Linked DNA regions of Homo sapiens: region 1 is linked to region 2. A link is a contact called in ENCODE Hi-C data. All regions are on one chromosome and are shown on one strand. Each heading gives the region's core, a stretch centred on a gene start or an enhancer-like site at or near the end of the contact. The rest is flanking DNA. Distances are from core to core; before and after follow the strand shown. Region 1 has its middle 26 kb from the start of FAM117B. Region 2 overlaps CTLA4 (cytotoxic T-lymphocyte associated protein 4).

Region 1 (4,799 bases), core at 910-3,409, 1.3 Mb before region 2:
AAGCTCTTTAGTTTAATTAGATCCCATTTGTCAATTTTGGCTTTTGTTGCCATTGCTTTTGGTGTTTTAGACATGAAGTCCTTGCCCATGCCTATGTCCTGAATGGTAATGCCTAGGTTTTCTTCTAGGGTTTTTATGGTTTTAGGTCTAACGTTTAAGTCTTTAATCCATCTTGAATTAATTTTTGTATAAGGTGTAAGGAAGGGATCCAGTTTCAGCTTTCTACATATGGCTAGCCAGTTTTCCCAGCACCATTTATTAAATAGGGAATCCTTTCCCCATTGCTTGTTTTTCTCAGATCAGATCAAAGATCAGATAGTTGTAGATACGCGGCGTTATTTCTGAGGGCTCTGTTCTGTTCCATTGATCTATATCTCTGTTTTGGTACCAGTACCATGCTGTTTTAGTTACTGTAGCCTTGTAGTATAGTTTGAAGTCAGGTAGCGTGATGCCTCCAGCTTTGTTCTTTTGGCTTAGGATTGACTTGGCGATGCGGGCTCCTTTTTGGTTCCATATGAACTTTAAAGTAGTTTTTTCCAATTCTGTGAAGAAAGTCATTGGTAGCTTGATGGGGATGGCATTGAATCTATAAATTACCTTGGGCAGTATGGCCATTTTCATGATATTGATTCTTCCTACCCAGGAGCATGGAATGTTCTTCCATTTGTTTGTATCCTCTTTTATTTCCTTGAGCAGTGGTTTGTAGTTCTCCTTGAAGAGGTCCTTCATGTCCCTTGTAAGTTGGATTCCTAGGTATTTTATTCTCTTTGAAGCAATTGTGAATGGGAGTTCACTCATGATTTGGCTCTCTGTTTGTCTGTTATTGGTGTGTAAGAATGCTTGTGATTTTTGTACATTTATTTTGTATCCTGAGACTTTGCTGAAGTTGCTTATCAGCTTAAGGAGATTTTGGGCTGAGACAATGGGGTTTTCTAGATATACAATCATGTCATCTGTAAACAGGGACAATTTGACTTCCTCTTTTCCTAACTGAATACCCTTTATTTCTTTCTCCTGCCTAATTGCCCTGGCCAGAACTTCCAACACTATGTTGAATAGGAGTGGTGAGAGAAGGGATCTGATTTTCTTTTGCTTCTTTTTTTTTTTAAGATGGAGTCTTGCTCTGTTGCCCAGGCTGGAATGCAGTGGCACAATCTTGGCTCACTGCAACCTCTGCCTCCTGGGTTCAAGTAATTCTCCTGCCTCAGCCTCCCAAGTGGCTGGGATTACAGGCACCCACCACCATGCCCAGCTAATTTTTGTATTTTTAGTAGAGACGGGGTTTCACCATATTGGCCAGGCTGGTCTCAAACTCCTGACCTTGTGATCTGCCCACCTCAGCCTCCCAAAGTGTTGGGATTACAGGCATGAGTCACCACGCCCGGCCTTTTGCTTCTTTTGGAATTAGGAGGGGGGTCATAGGATGTCCTCAGGATCAGAGATCCAAGGAGATATCTGGAAGGAAGAATGTGTTCTCTCGGTAAAGGAAGGGGAAAGCTGCCATGTTGCTGACTTTGCTATAGCAGATGACAAGGAGTTAATTGCAGCCTAACTCCTCTCCTCATTGTGGGGGTTACTGGCTTTGCAGTGTCTTGGCAAAGTCTCATAGACATGTCATGGCAGCCTATCCCTTGCTTTCTTCTGTCTACATGCCTACACACCCAGGGATGGAGAATCAAGAGATCAGTTTTCTGGCTGCCATTGAAAGGATGCTCTGTCAGAAGCAAAGGCTTGACTTATTCTGAAGATTACCCTGATCTGCAAAGCTGCAGAATGCATAGTTATTTGTTACCTGGACTTAAAGTAAGGCAAGGCCCAGTGTCACATTACTTTGCCTCTAACAGACCTTTCTTGCAATGACTGTTTCATGCCATCAGTCACTCAACATTTACAAAGCACTTACCTTAGCATGAAGGAAAGGTTGAAAAGGAAGAGAAACCATGATCTCAGGGATTGAAGACTGAAAAATTGCTGTGAGAATAGAGAATGCTCAGAAACATTAAGTACTATAAAAACAAATACATATTAACATAATACATAGTATTTCCAGAAATATTTAGAAATTAATTGCAATGATCAAACCTGGATGGAGTTAATCAGAGTCATGGCACCCAGTGGGATGACTTAGAACCATGAGGGGAAGTTAGATAACTTGCTCTAGATCATGCAGCTGTAAAAGAGGAACTGCAGTTTGAATCCAGGCACTCTGGCTCCAAACTTAACATCGTACTAGATTGCGTCTCTGAAGTCAAAGAGCAAGGAAAGAAAACTACCCTAGTGCAGTTGTTGAGAGTATGACCTCTAGACTCAGACTCCCTGGGATTCCATCCTGCCTCTAGCATTTACCATACACTCCTGGACAATCCACTTACCATTCTATCCTTTCTTTTCCTTATCCATAAAAATGGGGATAATAGGCTGGACGCGGTCACTCACACCTGTAGTTTCAGCACTTTGGGAGGCCTAGGTGGGCAGATCACGAAGTCAGGAGTCTGAGACCAGCCTGACCAACATAGTGAAACCCCATCTCTACTAAAAATATAAAAATTAGCTGGGCGTGGTGGCATGCGCCTGTAATCCCAGTTACTCAGGAGGCTGAGGCAGGAGAATTGCTTGAACCCGGGAGGCGGAGGTTGCAGTGAGCCAAGATCGTGCCACTGCACTCCAGCCTGGCAACAGAGTGAGACTCTGTCTCAAAAAAAAAAGAGGGGGATAATAGTAACTGTGTATGAAGTTGCTATAAGGTACAAATGTGGTATATAGTGTGTAAAGTGTGCAGCCCAGTGCCTCAGACATAGTGATTGCTCAATAAATGTTAACTATCAATAAAATGATTATTATCATCCTATTTCTAAGAACCTGAAGTCCTACCAGGATAGTAACTCTAATTGCCAGAATAAGAAGGGGAAGTTTGGGTTGAGGTTATTTTCCAATCAGAAGTCCTTGAAGGAAAATCATGTCAGAAGGGAGGGAAAGGAAAGGAAACCAAGACTCTGGTTAGTGTAGACCCTCTTGGGTTGTGGACAAGAGAGTATGGGATTGCCATTTTATTAGTAACTTATACATTGTGCATGAATTTAACTTCCCTTTTGGTTTCCTCTTTTCATCCTCACTATTACTAGACCATGCATATATTGAGAAGTAATCTATGCTGCAACTCTCCCTCAGAACTGTACGTACTTAAAATCAAGTTAGTAGAGATTTTGAAAGGACTGTGCTTTAAAGAAAACACAAAAAACCAGTAACATAATAGATGATTGTCCTTATTCATAGGTCAGGGAGCCACTAGTCCACTGCAGCTCTTTTCTCCTAGAGAGATCTTCAAGAAGAGGTCTTTGTGCCCCATATGTAATGACTACTTAGGAGCTGAGTCAAACAAAGAGTCTTATTTTAGTTTTCTAAATACCAAGTCTGGGCAGGCCTGTGTTTTCGCTACATGGGAGGAGTCAAGTATCTTTTCACTACATGGGAGGGGTAAGTGGTTAAGTTTTTTCATATGTTGGCTGCCTAAGTCATTCTGCTTGGTACCGTGGCTCAGTTAGTTTTGTCAACTGACCAAGGACTATATAAGTGAGGGCAAAGCTACACCCCACTGTGTGTAACAGGAAGGAGTGACATGGCACTCTGCCCTTTGAATTCATTGTGTATTCTGGGCCTGGCTAAGTGATATTGAGAAAAGATAGCAGTAATCTTTGGTAACATTAGTGCTCTTAAAACCATTCACTCACAAATATTTATTGACAATAGTAGAACATCTGTAAAGAACACAGTATCTTGCAAATAGTAGAAGATCAAATTTTGTGGACTATAAACCAATGTTTGGGCTGTACATTTGCCAATATGCAGCATTTAACTACATTTCTTCAAGCAAAATTCAACTATATCTTCAGAGTAAAGAATAGGAGAAAAGGAATGAATTAGATACAATGTCGTTTGGATGTATTTTTCTACATTCAGCTTCCCCGCTATTAAGAAATCGCAGCTCCAGTTCAGCAGTGGTAAAGTGATTGCTATCACACAGCAATGAGTGGTGTCTGTGAGCTCATGTTGAGCAGTTGTTACAGAATTTGAAAGGGCAAGGCATATTTCATGTACGAGTCCTCAACTATCTCCATCAAGCTGTCACCATAGAGACTGAGAACTTAAAGACTTCCTTTCAATCATCTTGGAAGGGAAATGTCTATTTCTGGCTGAGGCTTGGCCTCTCTGGAGAGGAGTTTATAAAGCATGTCTTACTATCTGCTACGTAGTGAGGAATTTAGGACAAAATTTGGAGTAACCTTATGGGGTAAGATAATCAGCACTTTTAAAAAAAAGGAAAACCTACTTAGATTAGCGTAGAGCTAGATCCTATAAGTCGGTTGTGACGTGGATAGGATTTAGGTACTCTGGAAATCACTAATCTTCATGTTTTGTGACATATAGGTTATGGGAATGGTTAGGGTTATAATCCAGTTATAACCCAGAAAGAGGTAGGCAACCTATAGGACAATCACCACCCTGGGATTTTCTGCAAACAGTTGTCATAAACTTAAATATCAGTTACCAAAGATCATATGGTTTTAGCAATTTTTTTTTTTTAGCTGCTACTTCCTTTGGTCCTTATAGATAGATAAGACCAAGCACCTCTTCATAGGTTTCCATTTTTTGTCTCTACTGTAAGACCGATCAAATGGTTTTTAAAGTAATCTAATTTTGTTTTCTAGAAAGATGAGAGAAGTTTAGTCTTTCAAATAGCCTATGTTAGCACTGATTCTCAAGCCAAGTAGGACCCATGGAAAAACAGGATTGCTTTCAGT
Region 2 (4,456 bases), core at 235-2,734:
AGCTCCTATCATTCTATCATAACCTTAGAATACCAGAGAACATATCATCTCATCTAATTATCTCTTACTATATGTGAAAAAAATGAAGGACATGGGGGAAGTGTGACTTGCCCCAAATCACATATTTCATGGTAGAGCCAGGTCTTCTGTTTGTCATATCAGTGTTCTTCCTGCCACAACCATCTTGAAGAATCTATTTCTCAGTAAGAAAATATCTTTATGGAGAGTAGCTGGAAAACAGTTGAGAGATGGAGGGGAGGCTGGGGGTGTGGAGAGGGGAAGGGGTAAGTGATAGATTCGTTGAAGGGGGGAGAAAAGGCCGTGGGGATGAAGCTAGAAGGCAGAAGGGCTTGCCTGGGCTTGGCCATGAAGGAGCATGAGTTCACTGAGTTCCCTTTGGCTTTTCCATGCTAGCAATGCACGTGGCCCAGCCTGCTGTGGTACTGGCCAGCAGCCGAGGCATCGCCAGCTTTGTGTGTGAGTATGCATCTCCAGGCAAAGCCACTGAGGTCCGGGTGACAGTGCTTCGGCAGGCTGACAGCCAGGTGACTGAAGTCTGTGCGGCAACCTACATGATGGGGAATGAGTTGACCTTCCTAGATGATTCCATCTGCACGGGCACCTCCAGTGGAAATCAAGTGAACCTCACTATCCAAGGACTGAGGGCCATGGACACGGGACTCTACATCTGCAAGGTGGAGCTCATGTACCCACCGCCATACTACCTGGGCATAGGCAACGGAACCCAGATTTATGTAATTGGTGAGCAAAGCCATTTCACTGAGTTGACACCTGTTGCATTGCAGTCTTCTATGCACAAAAACAGTTTTGTTCCTTAATTTCAGGAGGTTTACTTTTAGGACTGTGGACATTCTCTTTAAGAGTTCTGTACCACATGGTAGCCTTGCTTATTGTGGGTGGCAACCTTAATAGCATTCTGACTGTAAAATAAAATGATTTGGGGAAGTTGGGGCTCTCGCTCTGGAGTGCTAACCATCATGACGTTTGATCTGTACTTTTGATATGATATGATGCTCCTGGGGAAGTAGTCCCAAATAGCCAAACCTATTGGTGGGCTACCCATGCAATTTAGGGGTGGACCTCAAGGCCTGGAAGCTCTAATGTCCTTTTTTCACCAATGTTGGGGAGTAGAGCCCTAGAGTTTAAAACTGTCTCAGGGAGGCTCTGCTTTGTTTTCTGTTGCAGATCCAGAACCGTGCCCAGATTCTGACTTCCTCCTCTGGATCCTTGCAGCAGTTAGTTCGGGGTTGTTTTTTTATAGCTTTCTCCTCACAGCTGTTTCTTTGAGCAAAATGGTGAGTGTGGTGCTGATGGTGCACCATGTCTGATGGGGATACCTTTAGTGGTATCAACTGGCCAAAAGATGATGTTGAGTTTAGTGTTCTTGAGATGAGATGAGGCAATAAATGAAGAGGAAGGACAGTGGTAAAGAACGCACTAGAACCGTAGGCATTGGCATTTGAGGTTTCAGAATGACTAATATTTTAGATGAATTTGTTTGACATTGAATGTTCATGTGCTTCTGAGCAGGGTTTCAATTTGAGTAACCGTTGCAATAACATGGGGCAGCTGTTTTGCTCTTTGTCTTCATGACAACTGTACTTAAGCTAACAGCCCTGAAACATGAGATTAGGCTGGGCAGAATGCTGCTAGAGAGGACCACTTGGATGGTCTTTATTCTCCTTCTCCATGTCCCTCTCCATCACCTGGAAGTCACCTCTGGGTGCCACTCTGGTGCCTTCCTTGTCGAAGCTGTAGCTGCTCACATGACACCTATCCCTGTTATCCAGTTTGCTTGACTGGGACGTTTTGCCTTCCCCTTCAGCCAGGAAGTGAAAGTCCCAGTTTTTATTTATCACAGGTGTTGGTATTGGTGGTAGAAGAGGTAGAATTATGGAATCAGGCCTCCTGTCAGGATTTCTTTTTGACAGTCCCTCTCAGACACCTCTGCCTAAGGCCAGCTTTGCCATTACAAACTCTCCCTTCTCCCTCTCTCCCTTCTTCTCTTCCTCTTCCTTCTTCTCGCTCTTTCTCTCTCTCTCTTTCTCCCTCTCTGTCTCTTATACACATACACAAAGATATACTCTATTCCAACATCCTCTACCCAACCTGACAGAGATGTCCTTTGCTGTAGGTTCAGCAGTGGGGATGAGAAATACAGCTCTCAAACAGGATAACTAAAGCTTATTATCTTATCAAGCTTGTTCCCTTGCAGACAAGATTGATCAATTATCATAGGCTTTCTGGGTGTTCTTTCTGAAGCTTTCTCAAAGTCTCTTTCTCCTATCTTCCATTCAAGGCAAATGATTGCCATTTAACATCAAAATCACAGTTATTTATCTAAAATAAATTTTAATAGCTGAATCAAGAAAATCTCCTGAGGTTTATAATTCTGTATGCTGTGAACATTCATTTTTAACCAGCTAGGGACCCAATATGTGTTGAGTTCTATTATGGTTAGAAGTGGCTTCCGTATTCCTCAGTAGTAATTACTGTTTCTTTTTGTGTTTGACAGCTAAAGAAAAGAAGCCCTCTTACAACAGGGGTCTATGTGAAAATGCCCCCAACAGAGCCAGAATGTGAAAAGCAATTTCAGCCTTATTTTATTCCCATCAATTGAGAAACCATTATGAAGAAGAGAGTCCATATTTCAATTTCCAAGAGCTGAGGCAATTCTAACTTTTTTGCTATCCAGCTATTTTTATTTGTTTGTGCATTTGGGGGGAATTCATCTCTCTTTAATATAAAGTTGGATGCGGAACCCAAATTACGTGTACTACAATTTAAAGCAAAGGAGTAGAAAGACAGAGCTGGGATGTTTCTGTCACATCAGCTCCACTTTCAGTGAAAGCATCACTTGGGATTAATATGGGGATGCAGCATTATGATGTGGGTCAAGGAATTAAGTTAGGGAATGGCACAGCCCAAAGAAGGAAAAGGCAGGGAGCGAGGGAGAAGACTATATTGTACACACCTTATATTTACGTATGAGACGTTTATAGCCGAAATGATCTTTTCAAGTTAAATTTTATGCCTTTTATTTCTTAAACAAATGTATGATTACATCAAGGCTTCAAAAATACTCACATGGCTATGTTTTAGCCAGTGATGCTAAAGGTTGTATTGCATATATACATATATATATATATATATATATATATATATATATATATATATATATATATATATATTTTAATTTGATAGTATTGTGCATAGAGCCACGTATGTTTTTGTGTATTTGTTAATGGTTTGAATATAAACACTATATGGCAGTGTCTTTCCACCTTGGGTCCCAGGGAAGTTTTGTGGAGGAGCTCAGGACACTAATACACCAGGTAGAACACAAGGTCATTTGCTAACTAGCTTGGAAACTGGATGAGGTCATAGCAGTGCTTGATTGCGTGGAATTGTGCTGAGTTGGTGTTGACATGTGCTTTGGGGCTTTTACACCAGTTCCTTTCAATGGTTTGCAAGGAAGCCACAGCTGGTGGTATCTGAGTTGACTTGACAGAACACTGTCTTGAAGACAATGGCTTACTCCAGGAGACCCACAGGTATGACCTTCTAGGAAGCTCCAGTTCGATGGGCCCAATTCTTACAAACATGTGGTTAATGCCATGGACAGAAGAAGGCAGCAGGTGGCAGAATGGGGTGCATGAAGGTTTCTGAAAATTAACACTGCTTGTGTTTTTAACTCAATATTTTCCATGAAAATGCAACAACATGTATAATATTTTTAATTAAATAAAAATCTGTGGTGGTCGTTTTCCGGAGTTGTCTTTATCATCCTTGCATTTGAATATTGTGTTCAAATTTTTGATTGATTCATTCAGTATCTGGTGGAGTCTCCAATATTAGAAATACTGGAAACAAACTGAAAAACCACAAAAGGACAAATAATGCTTCATGAGTCAGCTTTGCACCAGCCATTACCTGCAAGTCATTCTTGGAAGGTATCCATCCTCTTTCCTTTTGATTTCTTCACCACTATTTGGGATATAACGTGGGTTAACACAGACATAGCAGTCCTTTATAAATCAATTGGCATGCTGTTTAACACAGGTTCTTCACCTCCCCTTTCTTACCGCCTGCTTTCTCAGCTCAACTATCACAGGCATTACAGTTGTCATGGCAACCCCAATGTTGGCAACCACGTCCCTTGCAGCCATTTTGATCTGCCTTCCTGAAATATAGAGCTTTTCCCTGTGGCTTCCAAATGAACTATTTTGCAAATGTGGGGAAAACACACACCTGTGGTCCTATGTTGCTATCAGCTGGCACACCTAGGCCTGGCACACTAAGCCCTCTGTGATTCTTGCTTAACCAATGTATAGTCTCAGCACATTTGGTTTCCACTTAAGGTTTCCTATTTTTGACCTCCACATCCTGTTATTGTCTTTTGCAGTGATTCTCAGTGTGGTCAGGGACCACCTGT

What was found. Hi-C counts contacts between places; a loop is a spot of excess contacts on that map. Pooled maps may share reads with other maps.
Region 1: a pooled map shows a loop between it and region 2 (6-fold over the local background). The contact joins two enhancer-like sites. A Hi-C loop is called at or near these places in 2 of 50 pooled maps.

What each region holds. Positions count from the first base shown.
Region 1 is chr2:202,606,477-202,611,275 of GRCh38, forward strand. No RefSeq gene overlaps it. Among named protein-coding and RNA genes, the nearest start is that of FAM117B, 26 kb to the right of the region's middle. RefSeq lists an enhancer at 3,230-3,469. Within about 2 kb of position 2,160, at least 3 of the 41 ENCODE cell types and tissues checked have a DNase peak (open chromatin) inside an H3K27ac peak, as active enhancers do.
Region 2 is chr2:203,870,172-203,874,627 of GRCh38, forward strand. CTLA4 (cytotoxic T-lymphocyte associated protein 4) reads left to right here. Exons shown (of 4, transcript NM_005214.5): 2 at 415-762; 3 at 1,207-1,316; 4 at 2,537-3,794. The coding sequence ends at 2,641. Among named protein-coding and RNA genes, the nearest start is that of CTLA4, 4.6 kb to the left of the region's middle. RefSeq lists an enhancer at 1,283-1,392 and a silencer at 1,613-1,702. Within about 2 kb of position 1,485, at least 2 of the 41 ENCODE cell types and tissues checked have a DNase peak (open chromatin) inside an H3K27ac peak, as active enhancers do.